3 separate regions of the Mus musculus genome follow, and all the other regions are linked to region 1. Evidence: chromatin loops called from intact Hi-C (ENCODE). Cell type or tissue: left cerebral cortex. All regions are shown on one strand.

Evidence for each region. A loop is a pair of places that touch in the nucleus more often than their neighbours do. Peaks named below come from ENCODE experiments on the same cell type or tissue, not always from the same donor. Only the 100,000 strongest peaks of a DNase experiment are listed, where the experiment ranks them.
Region 2: a loop joins it to region 1, with 6 times the contacts of the local background. A loop is called at or near these places in 25 of 42 quality-filtered maps.
Region 3: a loop joins it to region 1, with 2.3 times the contacts of the local background. A loop is called at or near these places in 3 of 42 quality-filtered maps.

Annotation. Positions count from the first base shown.
Region 1 is chr12:91,397,182-91,405,181 of GRCm38, forward strand. It overlaps Tshr (thyroid stimulating hormone receptor), which reads left to right and starts at 3,812. Exons shown (of 10, transcript NM_011648.5): 1 at 3,812-4,073. The coding sequence starts at 3,904. In left cerebral cortex, a CTCF peak has its summit at 3,193 (motif pointing right); DNase peaks (open chromatin) are centred at 3,206 and 3,667; H3K4me3 peaks cover 712 bases.
Region 2 is chr12:91,794,984-91,802,983 of GRCm38, forward strand. No RefSeq gene overlaps it. Among named protein-coding and RNA genes, the nearest start is that of Ston2, 13 kb to the left of the region's middle. In left cerebral cortex, a CTCF peak has its summit at 4,616 (motif pointing left); a DNase peak (open chromatin) is centred at 4,599.
Region 3 is chr12:91,560,506-91,568,505 of GRCm38, forward strand. It overlaps Gtf2a1 (general transcription factor II A, 1), which reads right to left. Exons shown (of 9, transcript NM_031391.2): 6 at 7,632-7,765; 7 at 7,035-7,355; 8 at 2,404-2,493. Among named protein-coding and RNA genes, the nearest start is that of Gm25776, 9.1 kb to the right of the region's middle. In left cerebral cortex, no CTCF peak of the experiment used is centred here; a DNase peak (open chromatin) is centred at 3,561.

The DNA of each region.
Region 1 (8,000 bases):
AATTATCCCAGTTATTCTAACCTTATGATATCATAACTACCTGTGGCTATTAAAGCCACGCTGGTTGGGGTTCTTCTTCCTGTCTGTCTGCTTTCCATCTCTGCCTCCTCCTCTCTCCCCTGAGGTGCTGTCTCTCCAACTCTTCACTCCGCCTCCCTTTTCCCTGTCCAATCACAAGCCTCCTGATGCACTAATATTTTAATGTAATTGGACAGGGAAAATCCTGCAATTGGAGGCTCTGGGTCTACTGTCAGATTCTGAAGGGGAGCCTCCAAGAGGCTGACAGGTGACCCATAAGTTTATCCAAGGTAAGCCACGTGACACAGGGAAAGAATGAAAGCCCCAGAGAATATCTAAAGAGACATGTTGAAGCCTATAGGACCTATACAGGCTTTCACCCAGAAGCCCAAGAAACCCATCAGCAGTGAAGACAGCTTTTGCTAACCAAGCTGCTCCTGACATCCATTGGAAACTTCAGGGCCTGGATGACTTTGCAGGTAAGTAACTGAATTAGTTGCGGCAGCATATTATAAGCGCAACTATTGGAATCCTAACAGAGAAGCAGTCCAATAAAGGGACATAAAAGACGTATGGCTGAAACTTTCCAATTTTGACAAGAATCATAGACACACACGTGATGGTTAGTGTTCGTCATCAACAAAATCTATAATCATCTGGGGAAACTGCCTCTGGTCACGCCTGTGTAGGATTCTCTTGAGTAGTTTAACTGAGGTGGGAGGACCCACCCACTGTGGGCATCACTATTTCCTGGCTGAGATCCTGGACCATAGGAAATGAGAAAGAGGCACTGAACACCGGCATGCGTCCATAGCTCTCTCCTTCCCGATGTGTGTGACCAGCTGCCTCAAGTTCCTGCTACCTTGACCTCCCTATGGATCTACTCTTGGACTGTGAACAAGAATAAACCTTTTCTCCATAGAGTTATTTTTCCAGGTTATTTTAGAACAGCAACAGGGAAGTTAACTAAGACCTCACTCTCCTCATCAAAGAAGTTTCTTTGTGTAACATGTGGACCACATTATAGAAAGCCACAGTTGGTCAAAATGCAGAGAGCTAAGAACCACTGGGTACCCAACCCCCAATTGATGCATCTACAACATAACCCGCACACCTAAAGCCTGTGAGAGAGGGAGATGGAAAGATTGTAAGCATCAGAGAACCAGGATGTCTGCTGAGATATAGTGTCTTCTGTATATGACGGAGAAGCTGCACCCAGGAAATCTCAGAAATATGGCCACCTAAACAAGACCTGCGCAATGGCAATCCCAGCTGACAAGCCAGTGTAGATGAACTAGAATATGGAAACTCATAGATTCAATAGTGAATCCATGAACCGAAAATATACTGTGCTGAGAATTACAATGAAATTAACAAACATCTAACTATGCCAATAAGAAAAACAGAATGGCCAGGCGTGGTGGTGCATGCCTTTAATCCCAGCACTCGGGAGACAGAGGCAGGTGGATTTCTGAGTTTGAGGCCAGCCTGGTCTACAAAGTGAGTTCAGGACAGCCAGGGCTATACAGAGAAACCCTGTCTCGAAAAAAAAGAAAGAGAGAGAGAGAGAGAGAGAGAGAGAGAGAGAGAGAGAGAGAGAGAGAGAGAAAGAAAGGAAGGAAGGAAGGAAGGAAGGAAAAAAGAAAAAAAGAAAGAAAGAACAGAATGAAGACACAAAAATGGGAATGTTGGGTATGAATGAGTCGACATTAGAACCAATTACACATGTTTGTATACATGTATAGAGAGAACACTGTAAAAAAAAATAACTTTATGGCAATGGAGTCAGGAACAGATAACAAATCCTTTATAACCTAGAAGCTACCCAAGCTGCCTCAAAGAGAATATTATCTTTAGAAGTTCAGTTTGTAGTGGAAAACTCAGTGCTCAAGTGTTTTTAATGTAATTCTATCAGATAAGCGCAATGTATACAAACCCTAATAGAAATGTAGAAAAGAGAAGATATCTCTCAATTCACTCCGTGATGAAAGAATCAATTACTGAGAACAAAATATACAAAAGATAAAGAGCAACAGGCCACTTTGCCTTAGGCACATCTACACAAAACCCTCAAATAGAATTTCAGTAAAGAAATGTATTGCTGCAAGAATACATTCAGAAAAGTCGAAGGGTGTTTATCCCTGGATTTAAGATGGGCTTAACATTCAAAATGCAAGCACTATAGCTCTCCACATTTACAAGTTGCTATGTGTGCAGCAGAGAGGAGACTGTAAACAATCTCATTTTCCAGGAAAAGTCTCTGGGTGTCTGTTTGTAGTCATCCTCCTTCTCAAGACTTCAGTCCTTTGGAGCCTCATAGAGCCTATGGTGGCCTACAAGTTGCTATGTAGCCAAGTACCTTGATCCTCCTGCCTCTGACTCCCACAGCTGGGATTGCAGAAGTATCCCACCACACCAAGTTTACACTTGGCTAGGTTTGGAGCCTTGAACATGGTAGGCAAGCACTCTACCAACTGAGCTTTATCCCCAGCCCTGGCTTTACTTCCACCGAAAATACCACATAATGTCATGTATAGGAATGATCACACATAAGTACATAATGCTGTGAATTTAGTTCCTTGTGCTTGCCAGTCGTGTTCTAGATTTGTACATGTCATGTAAACTAGAGCTCGATTCATTTTCTATGAAATATTGTTTGTGCATTCACAGTTTTCTTGAAGGACACGTGGGGTTGTTTACACTTTGGGGTGACAATAAAGTTTCTATAAACATGGGGATGTGTATATCTTAAAGGTACAGTTCAATAAATCTTAATATTTACCTGCCCTTAACCTCCATCCTGTATTTTTAGAGCCTTCTCTCTTCATGTTTCTTCTGATTTCCACCACCACACCTTTCCCTCCTGCTCTGGAGTTACCTGTAAAAGAAGCCGTGTGGCATGTGAGGAGTTAGTATTCCTTTTGCTCCTAGAGGAACGAGCAAGCAGTTATACTTCCAAGAAGAAAATTGACACAATCTAGTTTACATTTGTAGCTAATATTCTTGGTGGGTGTGAGAAGAGCAAGGTGGCACTTAAGTGTTCTCTTCATTCTGGATTTCTGGAGAGGGTGGATGAGAATGAAAAGTGTCTAGGATTCTAAGCAGATTCGTAAAACCAGACTGTTACCGTGCAGGCAAGGGAACCTGTGTGCGCAGTTCCCAGTTATCTACAGCAGATGGCCCCAGAGCCCAGCGCCTGACTTCACGGAGCTGCTGGGTTTGGTGAGAGCAGCATCTCCAGACGTTTAGTGGCGCCTCCAAGCTGGACCGTGGCTGTTCCAGCTAGACAGCATGGAGGATTGTCTCGCCCGGAGTGACTCGTCCCCCTTCAGCTGCACTCTAAGCTGTCACGGGTTGTGCTGACTGCTCCGGAGACTTTTAACCTGGAGAAGCCGAAGTTCCACGGGACACTAGAGAGTCCCACAACAGTCCCCTCCGTGGAGACATTAGACGGAGCCCATTTGGGTGGGTCCCCGGTCGGCACAGCTCTTAAAGGCTGCTCAGTCGGGAAATGTAGCTTCAGGAGTTCGGAGACCAGGAGAGACGAAAGCGTGTCTAGACTTAAGAAAGAACTAATAGGTGACAGGGAGGGAACGACACAGGGACCGAGGTTGGGTGTCTCGGAACAGAAGGCGCTGCGAGGCTGATGAAGTGCCGCAAGCAGGCTTGTTTGGATGGAGAGTTGCCTAGGCAAGCGGAGCACTTGAGAGCCTCTCCTTCCCCCTCTCCAGCGTGCTCTCCAGCGATGAGGTCACAGCCCCTCGGAGCCCTCCTCCTCCCTCCCTTCCCCTCCTGCACCCGGGTCTCTTCCAGCGTCAGACGCAGGGCACTGAGAATGTGGCGACAGCGCGCAACGATGAAGTAGCCCAGAGGGTCCCTTGGAAAATGAGGCCAGGGTCCCTGCTGCTGCTTGTTCTGCTGCTCGCCCTGTCCAGGAGCCTGCGGGGCAAAGAGTGTGCGTCTCCACCCTGTGAGTGTCACCAGGAGGACGACTTCAGAGTCACCTGCAAGGAGCTCCACCGAATCCCCAGCCTGCCGCCCAGCACCCAGACTCTGTGAGTAGCCAAGGCCAAGACCCCCCCCCCCCGAGAAATTCGTGGTGTGTGTTGGGGTGTGCGCGGATATCTGGTCAGTCCCTGTACAAATTCAATCCCCCATGCTCGGGAAGGTCAGCTATGCTGCTGACACGGGGGACAGAATCCCTAATAAAACTTTGGTTCAAGATACCTGGGAGTTGTGCTTAATAAAAAGTTACAAGTAGTCTGTCTACATTGTGCCAACTCCTAGTGCCCGCTGGATTCTAGTTTCACATCAAGTAATAGTTAGACACACACACAACCTTAAGAATTAACTTTTAAAACTTATCTTAGAAAATACAATTGCTTCTCTTCCCAAATTCCCCTGTAAGTATCCCTAGATGAGAAATTACCTTGGCCATTTGACTTATCAAATAATTGTTAAAAGCTTGATCAGAGACGGCATAGTGGCTCTCGACTTTAATCCCAGCAGTCAAGAGACTTTCTGTGAATTTCTGTGAGTTCCAGTCCAGCTTGGTCAGCATAGTGAGTTCCAAGGTAGCCAGGGCTATGTAGACAGACTCTGTCTATAAGAAGGAAACAAAACAAAACAAAACAAAACATAATCGGGAGCCTATTAGAAATGAATCCTTGGACTTGTCAGAACCAAGAAGGGTTTCAAAAAAGGGGGAGGGTTCCCCTCCCATTCCATCTGATCTCTCCTTTATTCTGAACTAGTCTCCTGAATGTGTGTGTCCCAAAGGGGTTTAACTAGATTGCTTACAGGAGCATACATGAGGGGGTTATAGGAGCCTGAGCAGTTACCAGTGGTGAAACCACATAAAGAAAATGTCTCTCCCTCCCAAGGAACCAAGGAAACATCAACATCTGTTAAATCTTCAGGTAGGGGTGGGGGCCTTCTGAGCCCTTACCCACTTTATGGCAGTATGCTAAAGGGTTTAAACGTACTCAGGTCATGGGCAGGCAATCACAGCTTCTATTGGCTCACAGCCATGTCATGTCAAGACAGTGTTCTGCCATCTCCACCCCATCCTCATTTAGAGTTTTTGAAGAGACCTCTGGTTTATAACGCAAATCCTTGAGTTAGCCTCACTTTGCAGCATCCATCAGGATGCTAAACATCCTGGGCTGGCTGTTTGATATGTTGCTAACATGCTGAGGGTGTTTCTTCCTTAGCATGATCTACCTGTGTACTATGGTAGTGAGAGTGAAGTCGATCTCCTCTCTCTACACTGCCGATACAATGCTTCTGTGGTCTTATGGATGGGAAGGAGAGACAGTTCCAATGCAGCACTGGATCTTTTCTTACTTGCCTCTCCAGGGAGGCACAGGGACCGTCATTATAGCAGGGGCTGTGATGGGGACTGGGGGAGCTGCTATCCCTACTGCCCATTTGGGACATTTGACCATCTTTGATATGCAGGAGAACTCTCACTGGAGAATGACACTAGGAAACCTAGACAAAGCAAGAGAACGTAATTAAAGATTTGGGCACATAAGGCCAATGAGATGGCTTAGTGGGTAAAAAGAGCTTGCCCCACAGCACAACAACCTGAGTTTGATCCCTGGAATCTATATGGTGGAAAGTGAGCACTGAATCTCACCGGTTGTCCTCTGATCTCCACATGAGCACCATAGCACACCTCCCAGTGTGTAAATGAATAAAAATGCATGTCTCTGTAGGATTCTCTAAAAAGTAAAGAGTAAAACAACAGCAACAACGTGTTTGGCACATAATTATAGATAATATTACCTCCAAACCAAGCACACTAAGCTGGCCCATCAGTCTCGTCTATTCAGAAGGTTGCCAGGTACTGCTCAGATTGCCTTAGGCTGCCTCTGCATAAGAGGATGGCAGTCTGTGTTTGTATGCTAACTCACTTTGCCTTGTCCTTTAGCCCAGAGCAGGATGCCTGGCACTGTCCCCATCAGTTTCATGGTGGCAGCCATGACCACCTGAATCCACTGGCACATCCTACATTGTCTCGGGTCTTGAGCGTCAGGACAATAAAGGGTTTGTCTGCCATGCGGACGTGTGTTCTGAAATGCTGCTGAGATTTCTCAGGTTCAGGTTTTAACTGTTTGCATGCTGCAACTAACAGTTAAATTGGTGACTATCTCAGTGTTTTCTAAACCAAACAGTTAAGTTCCACCTTCAGGGTTTGGCAGTAGCTTTCCAGTTGTGCTTTTTGCCACTCGGTGTGCTTAAATAGGTGCATTTCTGTAACTGAAGTGAATTTATTTAGGAAAGTTTGTGTTTCTGTTAGAGGTGGAAGGCTGGACAGGCTACGTAATAGGTGGTGACCAGAAAACATGACAGAACAGGTTTAAAACTAAGATGGCAGGGTGGAGCATGGACTACAATGCCTCCACCAAGGCTGCTTCTCTGGCTGTTGAGGGCTTTAGCTTTTTTACTTACAGATATTGAAGTGGCAGCAGATGGGTTTCCACCCTGTCACTGCCTGCCATGGTTTGACGTTTAGTCAAACCATGCTCAAGATACTTTGACTATCCACATCCTACAACTACTGACTTCATTAGTGCTTCCCAGCACTGGCTGTTCTTCCAAAGGACCCTGGTTCAATTCCACATTGTGGCTCACAACTGTCTGATATAGTACTGTGATGGTTTGAATAGATTTGGACTCATGTGTTTGAACGCTTAGCTCATAGGGAGTGGCACTATTAGGAGGTGTGGCATTATTGGAGGAGGTGGGGCCTTGTTGGAGGAGGTGTGGCCTTATTGAAGGAAGTGTGTCACTGTGTAGGTGGGCTTTGAGGTCTCCCGTGCTCAGGCTCTGCCCAGTGTGGAGTCCAGTCTCCTCCTGGTTGGCTAAGGAACTTAGTCTCCTTCTGCTGCCTTTGGATCAAGATGTAGAACTCTTGGCTGCTCCAGCACTAAGTCTGTCTATATGATGCCATGCTTCCCACCACAATGATAAGAGACTGAACTTCTAAAACTGTAAGCAAACCCCTAACTAAATGTTTTCCTTTATAAGAGTTTGCCTTGGGGCCAGGTAGTGATGGTGCACGCCTTTAATCCCAGCACTTGGGAGGCAGAGGCAGGCAGATTTCTGAGTTCGAGGCCAGCCTGGTCTACAAAGTGAGTTCCAGGACAGCCAGGGCTACACAGAGAAACCCTTTCTCGAAAAACAAACAAACAAAAAAAGAGTTGCCTTGGTCTTGGTGTCTCCTCACAATAATAAAACCCTAACTAAGGCAGAAATCCTCTGAGAATAGAAAAAGTAGTCACTCAAGATATGGAGGCTCCTCAAAAGCAGCCAAAACAAGTGGGACATTTCTTGGTCAACTCTGGCTTCTCTCTTTTTAATTTTTTTCTTTTTACTTTTTTCCCACCACACAAGCGTTATACAGTGCCATGCAGTTTCCAGTAGTAATGTCCCAGAACCTGTATGTTACTATAACTCTATTTAATTATCCCAGAACTTGAGTCAAAGAGGTGACTTGAATGTCAAGAATGCCAGGCGCTGTGGGAGGACTGTGGAGTAGTTAAGAAGGCAGCAATAGAGTCACTCAACAGCCCAGTAACATTACAGAGCAGGATCGCCGCAACCTCCTCTGGCTTCGGCATGCATGTGGATGCACACTTGTGCTTGCACATACATGTGCACACACACCAGAAGCTGAATTCTGAGATGATGAGTGGCAGGCTGCACTGAAGTGGTCTGTTGTAGCTGGGTTCCTTTTTGTGTATATGCAAGTGCATGTGTAAATGCTCATGCATGTTTGTGAAAGCATGTAGGTACATGGATGTATGTGCCTTTGTGTGTGCATGAGAAGCCAGGGACTGTGTCAGGTATCGTGCTCCAAGGCCTGAATCCAGTTTTTAGTGATTTCCATCTCTGCAAACAAGTGCTGGCTAGACTGAAGAGTAATTCTATTTTCTGATATCACTTCTGACCAAGCGGTAAGCATAGAGAAAACT
Region 2 (8,000 bases), 400 kb after region 1:
CTCTTCTTTTTCTTTTCCCGCTGGTTCACAAAGAGTTAATGAGCTCCAAGCCTCTCGCCTGGCCAGTGAGGGGCATTTGAACCAGAAGGAAAAGACTAGGTAACTAAGCTTTTTTTTTTTTTTTTCTTCTAATCCACTGTTACTAACAGGCGTTTATTACCAGAAACCAGCGGTGTTTATCCATAGAATAATAAGAAACCACACTTATTAAATCATGATATAGTTAGAGAAAAGAAACCAGAACTTAAAGCACAAAAGAGGAAGTACACCAGCATTCTTAAAGCACAAATTGAAAGATTATAAGGCCAGGGACCATCAGTCTTTGACTGTCATACAATGCTGTGTCCCACTTCAGCCCTGGCTGGAGCAGGCCCCCAGCAGGAATTATCTTCTCAGTTGATATACAAATATGTGCACAGTAAGAAACAGATATATATATATATATATACTATATCTGTGCTAGAGATGGCGTCTGGATAGATGATAAGATCATGTGGTATTCTTACAAGTGTGCACATGCATATGGGAGCAAATCTGAGAGGCTGGTGACAGAGAGAGTCTGGTGTGACCACTGGAGACCCTCCAGGAATTTTCAACTGTTGAGGTTGCTATCTATCCATGCTAGGGAGGGCCACCTTCCCAGACGCCTGGGGACCACCAAGGGTGTCCCTAGACTCTGCTATAGACATTCGGAGCAGAACAGGGAATGAGTGAGAGAACATGAGCTCAGGTATAGGTAGCCATGTTTTTTTTCTTGACTTACTCAGAAAGGTTTCAGCTATCCATCCATCCTTCCATCCCTCTCTTCCTTCCTTCTTTCCTTCCTTCCTTCCTTCCTTCCTTCCTTCCTTCCTTCCTTCCTTCCTTCCTTCCCTCTCTCTCTTCCTTCCTTCCTTCCTTCCTTCCTTCCTTCCTTCCTTCCTTCCTTCCTTCCTTCCTTCCAGGTCCTTTCTTCTTTTCTCTTTCTTCTCTCTCTCTCTCTTCTTTCCTTCCTTCCTTTCTTCTTCTATCCCTCTCTCCCCCTCTCTTCCTCTTCTTCCTCCTCCTCTTCCTCCTCCTCCTAATTTTCCTGGCTTTAAAAAAATTCTCATTAGCTGGGCAGTAGTGGCAAATACCTTTAATCCCAACAGTCCATAGGCAGAGAGGCAGGTGAATGTTTGTGAATCTGAGGCCAGCCTGGGCTACAGAGTGAGTTCCTGAACAACCAGGGCTACACAGAGAGAACTTGTCTCCAAAAAAAGCTGAATTAAAAAGGAGTTTTCACAAATGATACCATTCCCCACGACTCGTGGAATAGCTCCCATCTATAGAACTGCGTTCAGTAGCATCTGAAAGAGACGTGAAGGATAATGAACAAAGAAGGCATGTCCCTTAAAAATTATTCTAGATAGGACTGGAGAGATGGTTCAGAGCACTGGCTGCTCTTCTAGAGGAACCAGGTTCTATTCCCAGTACCCACAAGGTATCTCATAACCATATATAATTCCCGTTTCAGGGGCTCTGATGGCCTCTTTCGGCCTCTGAGGGTACAAGGCATGCAAATGGTACACAGACATACATGTGGACAAAATACCCTTCCACATTAAAGGAGGTATTCTAGGTCATTGGGCAGGAGAGATTATCCAGCCAATAAAGGTGCCCAACTTTCTGTCATTACAATGCATTGGTGGCTGAGGAGAGACCAACTCCTGAAAGTTGTCCTCTGACCCCCACACATGGGTGAGTACCCACATAACTTCACCCACCCCCAATTTTTTTTAAAAGGTAACAAAATTATAATAGGTTCTGCTCTAGGACAGGCAAGTGAACCCTGAGCATATATCTACTGAGGAGATGTAGAGCTCCCGCATGGCTCTGGGTCTCTGGGAGAAACCTTGAGCTCCCACACAGAAAGAGGGAAGGCTTCCCTCACCACACCCAGCTGCTTCCCCTCACAATCCATCATCAAGCCTGTTTTCTTCCTCGCAAGCTTTTGCCAGCCATTGCCCAGTCTTCCGGAAGGGGAATCAGCTTCCTGCCCCTGATGGGAGAGGACAGTTTCTATTCATGCCATTCACCAGGAGGGATCAGGAAAGGCAGGAGGATGTTGGCCAGGGGCTGTTTGGGAGCTTAGCTGTTGGACCTAGCATGGGTAAGACCCTGGGTTTGATCAGCAACGATGTACACATACAAAAGCAAACAAAAAATTGAGGGCGGGGGGGGGAAGCTACATGAACAAGAGTTTTTCTCAGGGAACATCTGGCATTGGCCTGGAAGGTGTGTTTGTGGGAGGTGGGTTGGGGAGTTGTCTCATTTCACACCCAAGGGGTCTGTCTGCCCAGGAAGTGCTGGCTGGCTGCCAGCTGACTTTAAGGAAGATGAGTCCAGAGTGCTCCCAGAATCCTCCTATGTATTTTGTTATTCTGTTCTGATTCTCCTTCTCCCTCTCTCCTCTCCCTCTCCCTCTCTGTAGGTGTGTGCATGATGTATGCAGGTGTGTGTGCCAAGTGTGGAAACCATAAGTCACTATCACCCGCCCTCTGTTCCTCTCCACCTTACATTTTGAAACAGAGTCTCTCTTTGAATCTGGAGCTCACTAATTCCACCAGATCATCTGACTAGCCAGTGGTCCTTCTGTCTCTGCCCCCACAGTGCTGGATGTCACCATTATGCCACCATGAACTTTTTTTTTTTTTAAGATTTATTTATTTATTATATGTAAGTACATTGTAGCTGTCTTCAGACACTCCAGAAGAGGGAGTCAGATCTCCTTACGGATGGTTGTGAGCCACCATGTGGTTGCTGGGATTTGAACTCTGGACCTTCGGAAGAGCAGTCGGGTGCTCTTACCCACTGAGCCATCTCACCAGCCCCCACCATGAACTTTTAATGACATCCGAGGGTCTAAGATCAGTGTAGCAAACACTTTACTCAATGAAACATCTTGCTAATCCTCTTCTTTCCTGATTGCTAGATATGTTTAAAGAGTATCAACTTGGACAGATTCTTATTTGCCTGTTTAGGCATTGTAACTAGCCCTGATCACTTTCCTCATTTCCCAAGGTCTTTCTCTTTTAGGAGGCTGCATTTAAGAAGTCAAAAGTCCTTGGAAACTATGTAGCAAAGCATTGAGACCTTAGATGATAGAACAAAGAAATGCTGGGGTGGGGGTGGGGTGTGGTGAAGTAAGGGGTGGGAGTGGGGGTGGCATTATTCCTTTAATCCCAGCACTTGGGAGGCAGAGGCAGGTGGATCTCTGTGCATTGGAGGCCAGCCTGGTCTACACACAGATTTCCAGGACAGCCAGACCTATACAGAGAAACCCTTTCTTGAAAAACAGACAGACAGAAGAACAGACAGACAGAACAAAGTAGTAAGGGTGTGATGGATTGTATATACTTGGCCCAGGGAGTGGCACTATTAGGAGGTATGGCCTTGTTGGAGTAGGTGTGTCACTGTGGGTGTGGTCTTTAAGACCCTCATCCTAGCTGCCTGGAAGCCAATATTCTGCCATCAGCCTTCAGGTGAAGATGTAGAACTCTCAGCTCCTCCTGCACCATGCCTGCCTGCATGCTGCCATGGTCCCACCTTGATGATAACGGACTGAACCTCTGAACCTGTAAGCCAGACCCAATTAAATGGTTTTTTTTTTGTTTGTTTGTTTTTTGTTTTATAAGATTTGCCTTGGTTGTGGTATCTGTTCACAGCAGTAAAACCCTAACTAAGACAAAGGGTGTCACAACACACCAGGACCAAGAGACAAAGCACATAGAAATTTGTGACGTGCTGCAATTTCTTTATCAGCAAGAGACTGATTTTCTGACAACAGCCCAGAAGCTCACAGCACCCAGTAAGGATCAGTGATCTTCGAGGAAAGGGGAGCAGTGTGATTACGTCCCCAGAGGGAAGTGGGTAGCTGCTAGTGAATGGTAGTCCTCATGTCAGAAGATGGAGCCAGAGCACTGTGGAGAGGCTCTCTAGGGAGACTCTTAGCAGATGTCCCTCTCTCCCTGGGCCCATCTCTGAATTAGCTACAACTGGAGGCAAGTCCTGGGAGTTTCCCACACCAAATGCTTAATCCTCCTTACTCTCCCTGCTTCACATGGTTGTGGAAGGAACAACTTGGTAGATGCCAAAGGAGGAAGCCGCCAGTGGAGACCCACGGGAGAGCGTGCAAGCCCAGGAGGACTTTGTTTCTTATGACACTGCATCCAGGACCTGGGTAGACCAGATGGCTCCTTGGTGTCAGGTGACATGTGTTCCCTGCAACTTCAGTATTATGTATGATAATACAATGAGGGAGTGCTGATGATGCCAAGAGGCCCCAAGGATGCTTCTAGAAGGTACAGTTATATTCTTGTGAGGAACATCTGACCTCAGACTTCATTTCAGAAAAGTAGCCTGGAAAAACAAAACAAAACAAAACAAACAAACAAAATACTGGAAAACTTGTCTTTTTTATGATAAAAATTAATTTATTTTTTTTACACTCCATATTCCATTACCTGTGCCCTCCACACCCCAACTTGTCTTTTTAAAAACAAAGCAAAGCAAAACAAAACAAGACAACAACAACAACAACAAAACCACGCACAACTTTTTTTCCGGTGTGACACTCTGGTGCCCTCTAGGGGATATTTTGGAAACTACACCCATGTTTTTTAGAGGATTACATTTGCTTATAAAGTAATTGATTTCATTGCGATATTTTCATATATGTGTCTCATTATAACGTCATTCTCCTTCATTCCCTTCCTCACTGCCCCTGATCTCATGCTCCTTGCCCCCCCCATCCCCACCCCGAGTCGTTCCATTCTTCTGCCCAGATAGCCTCATGACTTTGTCTTCTTTACCTCAAGAGGAACTGATAGATAGGTCCAGATTAAAAAACAATGTGAGATTCCTAGTTGAAAACAGGCGCACACAAGAGCTTAGACTCTGAACTGATGCATTCAATCATTTGACGTAGATGGGAACATGGTGTTATCATCTACAGCGTTCACATTTGAGGATCGTGCAATTGAGTAACAAAATAATCTCATGATGTAACCAGCGAGTTTACGATTTTGTGCTAGGTTGCAATCATTTTGCTGCCTTTGGGTGCACGTGGCAAGCGGGTGTAGGTTGGACTTGCCTGGTCGACAAGTGAATGGTAGATAGTTCAGCCCGACTTGCTGTTTAGCTTAGATGGAAGCAGTACTGGGAGAGTGAGAGGAGTCTGTCTGCATTGTGGTCTCTGTTCTCTGTGTACCCATTCTGTCTACATAACCACACCCCACAGGACGAAGATGGCTGTGTAACCGCTGGAGCTACAGAATCCTAAAAAGGAACTAGACATTTTTAGTGATCAGCTAGTGTTTAATGGTACTTTACCAACTCGATAAGACTTTTGAGAAAAAGGGGCTCAACTATATATATTCCAGGCAAGTTTTTCATCTTTATGATAGCCAGGCTTTCTGAGTGAAGAAAGATATGCATGGAAGGGCCCATGTCCCATGGAAGTTAGTAGACACAGGGCAAAGGTGGCAGCTCCTGGTGGCACTCACAGGCCCCCTGGCTACACTGCCTTTCTCCTCCTTTCTGGTCCAGTCTTGGGTGCAGTAAACACCCAGGTAGCATTGGATGGGATTGGCACAGCAGAGCTAAAGAGGGCAGAGGTTGTTTTGGTTTCTTTTCATTGATGCTCTAAGTACTCCATGTTTCCTCTTCTTAGTTTGGAAAGGGCTTTGTTACTCCAGTGGGTCGAGCTCAATGTTAAACGTTCTGTTCCTATTTCTTGGACACCGCCTGTGTGGGGGAGAGATTCCTGAGCAGGCCTCCCTCCAGGTGATGTGGGCCACTTGTCCCTCTCCTAAGCTGGTTTCTTGGAAGGATATGTTCATCCTTCTTGGGATTTGAGAGAGTTCAGGGAAGTCTCATACACAGTGGCTAAGCCATGGGGCACCACTCAAACTGTTAAATGTCCATTTGCACGTCTGCACTTTCTCTGGATGTCAACGCCCCCTTTTTTCATGTTCTTCCAACTAGAAACTCCATCTGCTGATTCAAAAAAATGAAACAAATTAATTTGCATGTTGGGCATCCTGCTGAGCTCTGGACCCCTGCGGGTGAACAAGACAGACTGGTGCCTGTTTTGGGATTTACAAGCCAGGAGAGTACAGCAGGCAAAGACTGTAATCAATGATAAGAAGAACTATCTAAGAAACACACAAGGGTGCATATCAGATGGGCTTGACTTAATGTGGACCCAGTGGAGTCTAAGCGGAGACTGGAGCACAAGCCTGGCTAGAGGGCAGAGAGGCCTCAGGGAGCCTCAGGAAACGAGAAGCCAGAAGAACTGAGGCAGGCACAGCTGGCACTGAGTGTCCACACACACATAGGCACTCGCTGGCTCCACTAATCTTCAATAGCCCAGCTGTGTCATAATGGAGCGGGTGATCTAAAATCTATAGGCAAACTGGGCAGATGACAGTTACATCAGAAACCCCTGAAAAATTGGTACTACAGAAACAGCTTGGGCGTGAGAAGTTGCTGAAGGCCACCGATGAAGTCCTCCAGCATGGGCTGTTGTTTAATTCCTGGCATTGTCCTTGCATTCCCACCTTGTAGAGAAGCAATCTAGACACCAGACATTGCCCATTTCCATGCTAATTTGTGAAATGCAACCCTAAAGCAGCCTGCAGCTCTACTTGAGCTCTCTGGATGTTTGCTTTGAGTCTTTATTCTTTCTCCACCCTTAGAGAGACCCTGGCCGGCTCCCAGAGGTTTGGGGCAGGCTAGCCCAGGAGCCAAGCTTGTGAGTGCAGGATGGACCTTTGGTTATTCTGGCTTCAGGTAGAGATGCTAGGCCTAGGGTAAAAGGTTCAGGTCCTGGTCACAAGGCTCCTATAGCCATTTCACCCTGCCCTAGACATGGTGGAGCAGAGATGTGTGGCCCTCACAACACTCCAGATGCCTGTCATGCTTATAGTCACAGCATGATACCAGGATACTTGTAAACACATTTTTTTTTTTTTCCGAGACAGGGTTTCTCTGTGTAACCCTGGCTGTCCTGAAACTCACTCTGTAGACCAGGCTGGCCTCGAACTCAGAAATCCACCTGCCTCTGCCTCCCAAGTGCTGGGATTAAAGGTGTGCGCCACCACACCCGGCACCTGTAAACAATTTTAGCAGCCCATGCTAAATACAGAACAGCCTGTCAGTGTGGACAGGGTGACATGGAAGGGGGCAGATGTTGCCCTTTGTGTCATTACTCTTTCTGTTCCCCACAGGACTGTCCACATCTCTATTATAGAGCTTACCACGCTGCATTCAGGGCATAGCATATCACAGTAAAGAACCTGGGTATTCGAGCCAGGAACATCTTTTATTTGCATTTGAGGTTTTTTGTTTTTTTTTTATGACTAGCACCAGTTGAGCAATCTCAAGTTGCTCAGCCTTTCAGGAGTTTGCTTCTTCAGCGGTTGGGAGAGAGATGGAAGAGGGAGTGACATCATGGAGTCATCATTATAATCCAGCTCAGTAATGTATGCCAAGTACCTTGGTGTTCAGTCAGCGGTGGAGATGTCTCTTAGCGGACAGAGCCATTCTCCGTTCATTCTTCCCTGCGCACTCATCTACCTCAGATTTACCTCAGATTTACCTCAGTGACGCAGTGGACACAATAAAGGCTGTGCAGGGAACGACACAAACAAAGACTTATTATAATATCAATGCTGTTATGGATCATGATGGAAATATCCGAGTTTTCTGATGGGCTTAGGTGACCCCTGGGAAAAGGGTTGTTTGATCCCTACCCTAGCTTGAGAATCACTGCATTAAGCTATTCAAGAGGGCTGGTGGAAGGAGCGGAGGGGAACACAGCTGCAGGCCATGGCGGTGTGTCTGACCCCTCCCTCACACCTCTGTCTCATGGTCCAGAATGGTGACAAGGAAAGAGCTGTTTAATAAAGCTAAGAGGCCGGAGGGAGGCAACCAGGCTCTCTTCAGTTAACGCTGGGGTCTTCTTCCTGCTTAGGGTA
Region 3 (8,000 bases), 160 kb after region 1:
ATATTCAGAAAGAAGTCCAAAAATTCAAAACTGAAGTCATGTTGAGTAATATTTATGTTTGCACAGAAGTACAAAGTACAAATTTAAAAGCATTCCTTTACTAGCCTAAGCCCTTCATAAATACACCAAATGCCAACAAAATATCTTTAATGTCCAAAGAAAATGTATTCAACTAAAATTACCTCTAACAATGTTTCCCTCACATTCTACTGTTTTCACCAGTGCTCCAAGTGTTTGCTCTTTAATCAGCAGAAACTTGCCATTCTATTAGCATTTCAACTAAGCCACAACTTGCCAGGCAACAACTTCATTATTCCTTCTGTGCTTTTCTTAAAATTCACTCACTGTTGAAATGCAAAGCCCAGGCTTCAAAACAAAACTTCTAAAAAAATCAAGTTGGCCCAAACCCCATTCATTTCTCATTTTAAATAACCCAGGCTACTTCACCATTTAACTTACCTAAGCACTCATTCTAGTCTTTCAGTCTTTCTAATTTTTCAAATAGAACTCTGAAAACTCTGAAATTGTTCTTCACTAGGCTATGTATACCTACTCTCATTTTATTGGTTTAAAACCTGAATGTATCTGGGAACAAGACAAACCAACTTTACACTTAAAAATTGAATACAGCAGGGCGGGATGAGGACCAGTCAGAGGGTGAACCAGGAGGGAAAGGAAATCTGGCGTGCAAAAAAAAAAAAAACAGGAATTTTTAAAAAACTGAATAGAGCTTATCAAAGGAGAATACACTATTCTCTTAAAACAAGAAAATACTTCCAGGAGTATTTTTTTAGTCAAGCTCTTGTCTGGTAACCTGCCATCATGAAACTGTGTTTTGGGTATTTGGCTGCAAGCAGGTCTTTTCAGACTAACTACTGTTTTAACCTCATACTCTTTCTGCAGCTAACAAAAAAATCCCATCTGCTACACAGTTTGTGATAGAGATTATTAAAAACATTCATCTGAAGTCACAATGCACTAAAACAGATCAATCATGTAACAGGCTTTAGGTTATTGGTATACAGCTGACCTGGCTTTGCCTTTTTTTAATTAAGAAGGAAGATACACTGTATTGCCAGTCCCCCTACTGATCTGTTTGGTTAGGCACAGCTACTTATACTCATTGTAACAACAAAAAAGTAAGATCTCTTTAATCGGAAGGGAATTTCATGTACAAATACATATTCATACCCAAATTCTAGTCTCTGAGTACTTTGTACTTACTGCTACTCATTAAACATTTAAGAAAAGAATCACATGGGTACAAAGAAAAATCAATACTATGTGAACTTACAATCCGTTTCATGACCGATAAGCATTTATTGCTTAAAGACGTAACTATAAAAATCCTAACTGGAACACGAATGCAGCAGTTCTCAACCCTTGGGGCTGACTGACCTCTTCACAGGAGTGCCTGAGTTAGGAAGACGGACAACACTGAGAGCTATTAACAAAAATATTATAAAAGAACATTCTGCTTAGGACCTAAACATATAATAATCATAAAAAAAAATAACTGCAATTACTAGGCAGTTAAGAGAATTAGCTCAGCTGTTAAGAGCACTGGCTGCTCTTCCAGATGACCAGGGTTTGGTTCCCATCATCTGCAGGGTGGCTCATAACCTTCTGTAACTCCAGTTCCCGGGCATCTGGAAAACCTTTTCTCACCTTTGCAGGCACCAGGCACAAATGTGGTACACATACACATATGCAGGCAAAACACTCATACATTTAAAAATGGGGGGAGACCAAAAAAAAAAAGAAAAAAAAAATCAAAAAACGAAAACCTTATAAACTAATAGGGAAAAAAAACCCCACAAAACTCAATAATCAATTCCAAACAGCTTGGTTTTAAACTTCCTCAAAGAGAAAAATACATAAAAAAAATTTAAGAAATCTCACAAAACTCATAAAGTTTATGAAAGACAAAATTATTGCATTAGTTCTGTCATTGGAAAGCTGGGGGGGGGGCGTGGGGCGCTGTTACAAGATGACATCATATGAATAGAAAAATGATCATGAAGTCTCCTCATTTTGCCCATTACTTTCTTTCCAAAGGCAGTGGTAAGGAATTAAGATCTATTCATTCTACTCAAACAACTGTGAAACAGTCACAATGTGTCTTTTCGCACTGGCTATAAAAGGGAAGAAGGCAAGCCAGACATGGTGGCATGTGCCCAGACTGAAGCAGGAGGAGCACAGGTGAATACAAAGTCATCCTAGACTAGCTAGCTTCCTACACAGGGAGTTCCTGGCCATCCTGTTACATAAAACCTGGTCTCAGGAGGAAAAGAAAACACAAATACAGGCAGTCATCGTCTGCCTAAACGTTTCAGTACGGCTGAAAAGCTGGTTTAGAGATCACAATAAAAACAATGCTCACACTGAATGTGAAGTCCTTACCTTATCATACTGGCAGACGACAACATTCTCAGTGTCAAAGAGTTCCTGCCCTTCCTCGTCACTGACGTCATCCTCGCTGTTGAGCGGCTCCTGAAAACCAAAGGGGACTTATTATCCAGATCTCATGGATTGCTATGACGTTTCCTGTAGTGACGGATTACCGTGGCCTTGACAGTCTCTGGGAAGGATGTCAGGCATTTACCTGGACACACTGAATGCAGTGTTGTCAATGCTTAAGGTTTTGCCAATGTTATTCAGCGGGAATTTAAGAAAAGTTAAGCTAGAGAACTCGTAAGATTCAAAGGGGGTTATCATTTATTTCCTTTGGAGCTCATTAGAAAGCATTGTCTGCTCATGTAGAAGACCTGGGTTCACTGCCCAGCATCTACTATGGCAGCTCACAACCATTTCTAACTGCATCTCAGGGCACCAGATGTCCTCTTCAGACCTCCCTGGGTACCAAGCACTCATGTAGTGAACATACATGCAGGCAAAACACTCAGGCACATATTTTTTAATTTCCTTATTCATTAGTAACCGCACAAGATAAATTCTCGTGTTTCAGATGACTAGAAATAAACCTAAGAAGATATGAAGGCTTCATGAGGTCATGATATTATGTACCAGCAACAATTTAAAAGAAAAAAAAATGACATTGAAGAAGAAAGAATACAATTGGTTTGCAGTATGGCCTCAGGACTGTACTAAAGATTAAGATTCTAAATGCCGATCAATACTGTCTGTCAATATGACGTGGTGGAAAAAAGAATTAAGATTTAAATTTGTCTTAAACATAGAGGATGAAATATCTCAGGGCCAAAAATAAAACCAAAGAAGGGGATAAAATAAGGATAAACTGCATTTGTGGTGTTAGATAAAAGCTTTAACTCAGATTTAAATGACGACAAGACAAAACAGAGGGAGGAAGGAAACCAGTCAAGGATGTTAAAGCCTAGGCATGTGCCACTCACACATGGGGTGACATGTGACATACATACTCTTTGAACACAAATGTCTATGTTAAGTGAAAAAAAAATGATTAAACTGTTTAGAAAATACACTTCCTACCTCCATAGCTCCAGAGCACTCCACCAACTTTACCCATAAGCAATCACTATCTCCTGGCAACCACCAATCTGCTTCCTGACGTCATCAATTTGCCTATTCTGTGGGTACCTGTGGGTGTTTGTGCTGTGCTTTTCGATGTTCAACGTAGACTCATGGAGCAGCATGCACAGTACTTTGAGCTTCTTAGAGCCAAATACTATTCTACTGTATAGATATGCCACATTTCCTTTGCCATTCACAGACAGTCCCCATACTTGCATTGTTTGGACAGTGACAAGAGGATCACTGTGAGCACTCATGTACATGTTTTTGTCTGAACTCCTGCTTCAATGCTTTGCTATATGCATTTGCAAGTGAAACTTAGCAGCACACTGCTAATTCTCTGCTTAACTCTGAAAACCACCAGTACACTGTTTCCCTTAAAAGCCGTCCGTACCACTTAATATTCACACCAGAAACACGTTAAGGGTTCCAAATCTTCACCATCATTTATGACTCATGTCTTTTAAAATTACACCATTGCTACCTGGAGAAATGGCTGAGCAATTTGAGTATTGGCTGCAGCTGGGCGTGGTGGCACACACCTTTAATCCCTGCACTTTGGCGGGGGGGGGGGGGGGGGGGGGTGTGTGTGTGTGTGTGAGGTGAGTGGGAGAAGAAGGCGGATTGCTGAGTTGGAGGCCAGCATGAACTCTACAAAGTGAGTTCCAGGACAGTCAGGGCTACACAGAGAAACCCTGTCTCGAAACACCCCCCCCTCCCCAAAAAGAGTATTGGCTGCTTTTCCAGAAGGCCTGGGTTCAATTCCAGCACCCACAGGGCAGCTCACAACCATATAACTTCAATTCCAGGGATCTGACACCCACTCCTCTGGCCTCTGTAGGCAATGAATGCATGTAATACATGGAAATACGTCCAATCAGTCATACATGTAATGTTTTGGTTTTTTTAATTATAGTTTTTCTAGTAGGTATGATGACCCCCAATTGTGGTTTAAATTTCCATTTCCCTAACAACTAAAAATGCTTAGGAAAAGAAAACCACATCTGTTATTAGTTTCTGAGGGTCAAAAGAATAAGCAACCAGAGGAAGTTTCCCTGTTCAGTCTCACACAGGTTAAAATGTATGGTCCGACAGGACGTATTGTCAGCTGACCCTTTGGGGTCTTTCCAAGCTCATTCAGATTGCTGGCAGAACTGAACTGCTTAAAGTTGTAAGGCTGAGACTTTCTTATACACTCTTGAGCTGAGCAGTGGGTGGTTCAATGGCAGAATACAGTACCAAGCAGCAAATATCCAGATGCTGTTCATGGTGTCACATGCCTTTAATCCCATCACCTGGGAGGTGGAGGTACAGACCACCATGGTCTACATACCAAGTCCCAGGACAGCCAGAGCTACAGAGCCTGTCTCAAAACAACAAACAACAAAACCAAAAACCACCCCCTCCCTCGAGTTTAGCAAGGCAGGGACAGAGGTGCACAACTTTGATCCTAGAACACAGGAGGCATTATGTTCCAGGCCAGCCAGGGAGACTTAAGGAGACCCTGTCTCAAAAACAATTAAAAACAAAACACAGGAAGAGATTATATAATTTTTTTAAAATACAAATCCTTTCGCTGGGCATGGTGGCGTATGCCTTTAATCCCAGCACTTGGGAGGCAGAGGGAGGCAGATTTCTGAGTTCCAGGACAGCCAGGGCTACACAGAGAAACCCTGTCTCGCAAAACCAGAAAAAAAAAAAAAAAAAAAAAAGAAGAAAGAAAGGAAGAAAGAAAACAAAAACAAACAAACAAAAAATCTTTCCTAAGGATACTATCAATATAAGAACTGGTGAGAGGATTATGAGAAAAGAAATTACAAAAGCGTTCATACATATTGACATAAACTTCTGTCAATGTGAGTATAGCAGTTAGGGAGAGAATACATAATGACCAAGCTGTGTCACATAGAGAACTCAAGACTGGTTTGCAAATTAGGACCACTCAAAAAAATTCATAAATAGCCGTCTATGAGTGGGATACAGCAACCAATGGCTGCAGAAAGGCATTTCATAATAAAATACATTTCCTTATAATTTAAAAAAAAAAAGCAAAACACTTGGTGCTCACTTAGCCCCAAAAGACATCTATAAGGGAAAACAACAACAAAAACAACAACAACAGCAACAACAACAACAAATACAGTTAATCATAGAACATTATAAAAAAATCTTCCACATTAAAACACAAAAAAGTCAACGAAGGCATTAGTACAAAACCATGAGGCTGGCGCAACGATGACTATTACAAATTCTGTACATGTCTATAACGCAAGCAAGCTGGAGAAACACAATGTAATGTAAATGTCACTTATGAAAAGACTAAGATTTGGGAAAGGGTTAGAAATAATGCACACTGGCCATTTGACACAGTAAAAATATAGTAACAAGCAAATGCATGCAAAGCAACTGAGGCTCCTGAGTAGTTAAGGAAGTTCCAACTAAAGACACCACTTTTCAGACTGGAAAAAACTCAACAGTCTGCCACTATCAGGAATTGATAACATACTGACATCTACAAGTTACAGACATGGCAGGATAGTCTCAGTCAGGTCAGATGGCAAGTCCATGTTCGTGTGTAATACTAAAGAGAAACTCAGGAGCTCGCAGAACACAAGCCACCCAAATGCTCACTAGATCCAGAAGAGGGCAATCAAATTATAGTACAATCAAGAGTAAAAATGAGCTATAGACTGTGACCTAGATGAACCTTAGTGACATCATTTTAAGAAAATTTAACAGAAACTACATTTAAACATATTGTACTTCTGCTATACATGGACAAGAAAACTCAAGTAGAGGCAGAGGCAGGCTGATTTCTGAGTTCGAGGCCAGCCTGGTCTACAGAGAGAGTTACAGGACAGCCAGGGCTACACAGAGAAACCCTGTCTCGGAAAAAAAGAAAGAAAAGAAAAAAGAAAAAAGTATGAAGATCGGATTATTGAGGACCTGCTATGGAATACAACAAAGGCCAAGCATGGCTGTGGCTGCATCTGTCACATTCAGTTTTTCTCCAGGTTCCTCTCTCCCCAGACCGTCATACCTTTTTAATCACTAAAAGACATAATCAATTACATCTATCTTTTTACCAATACATTATGCTTAAACCACATTTCAGATATCTTTGATCTGCACTATCGTCACTATCCCTATTAATATAGTACCCACTTGATACACATACCTTTAAAATGAGCGTATAATAGTTACTGTTAACACCATCAGGACCTATATTGTATTTCCTGGGAGATGTACCTCACTCAGGGCATATCTATGAGGGATTATCTAGGTCCTGAGCATGCCTACAGTGGACTGTGATAAAAATATTAACTGACTTAGGAAGACTCACACGCCCAAGTGTACAGCACCACACCCTAGGCTTGGGGATTTGACAGTATATGGAAAAAACTAAGTGCGAGCATCCACCTCTCTCTGCCTCTGGGGGAAAAAAAAAGCATATAATTTGCATGCTTAGCAAAAGTGAATGATGAGTGCCTTTTCTTTTCAAAGCTTTTATAGAAACTTACTTCTTCCACCTGCCCATCTTCAGCTCCATCTTTCTCTTTATCTTCTTCCTCATCATCATCATAGTCTTCTTCTTCATCTTCATCTTCCTCAGAAGATGTATCCCCTGTTCCATCAACTTGCAGCACCAACGGAGCTTGCTGTTGGGCAGGCTGGGCCTGTGGCTGCTGCTGTCCGGCTGCAGGCATCGGCGCTTGTGCCGGGGCGGGTGCTGCCACTGTTGTAGGAATGACCTGAGTCTTATTTCCTGTAAATAAGATTTGCTGTGGCTGGATGATGACGCCTGTCTGTGGTGAAATCCCTCCAGGAAGTGGGGCTAAGACCTACAGAAACAAAATCACCAATTAGAAACCGGTTAGAGGGATCAAACGTCCAAAACCAAACTAATAATAATTCAGTTTTAAACAGGAGAAATGTACATTAAGCTTGAAGGCATATAATCTTAACTCAGTACAATTGTTTCTGACTGCTGCACACCTATTAACTTGTCTGGGGGAAAGAGTGGGGAAGCACACAAGAAAGTCATACAACTCCAGCAGCGGCAGAGGCAGAAGCCCAAGGAAATGGATACCACGGGGCCTGTAGGTTATACTGCTTACCTGCTGGATAACAGGAGCTTGGACTCCACCAGGCTGCATTTGTGGTATAACTTGTTGTTGTAGAACAACTGACTGCTGAGGCTGCAAGATATACTGGGCACCATTGGCTGCTCTGACCACCTGAAGCAGCTGGCCTAAGGCAAAAAAGAATATATCCAAGTTGCTATTTCAGTAACAATTAATGCACCAAGAAATGTATACTGCTTTCAAGCCAAAGAATCTAGAAATTACCAAGTTAGAAGACAAGCATCCTACTAAGGGGTATCAACTAACATGAGCTATAACCATTCCTGTTCCCATCTTCCTTGTATATCCAAACAGCTCAGTGATTACAAGCACTGGCTACTCTTCCTGGGAACTAGGGTTCCA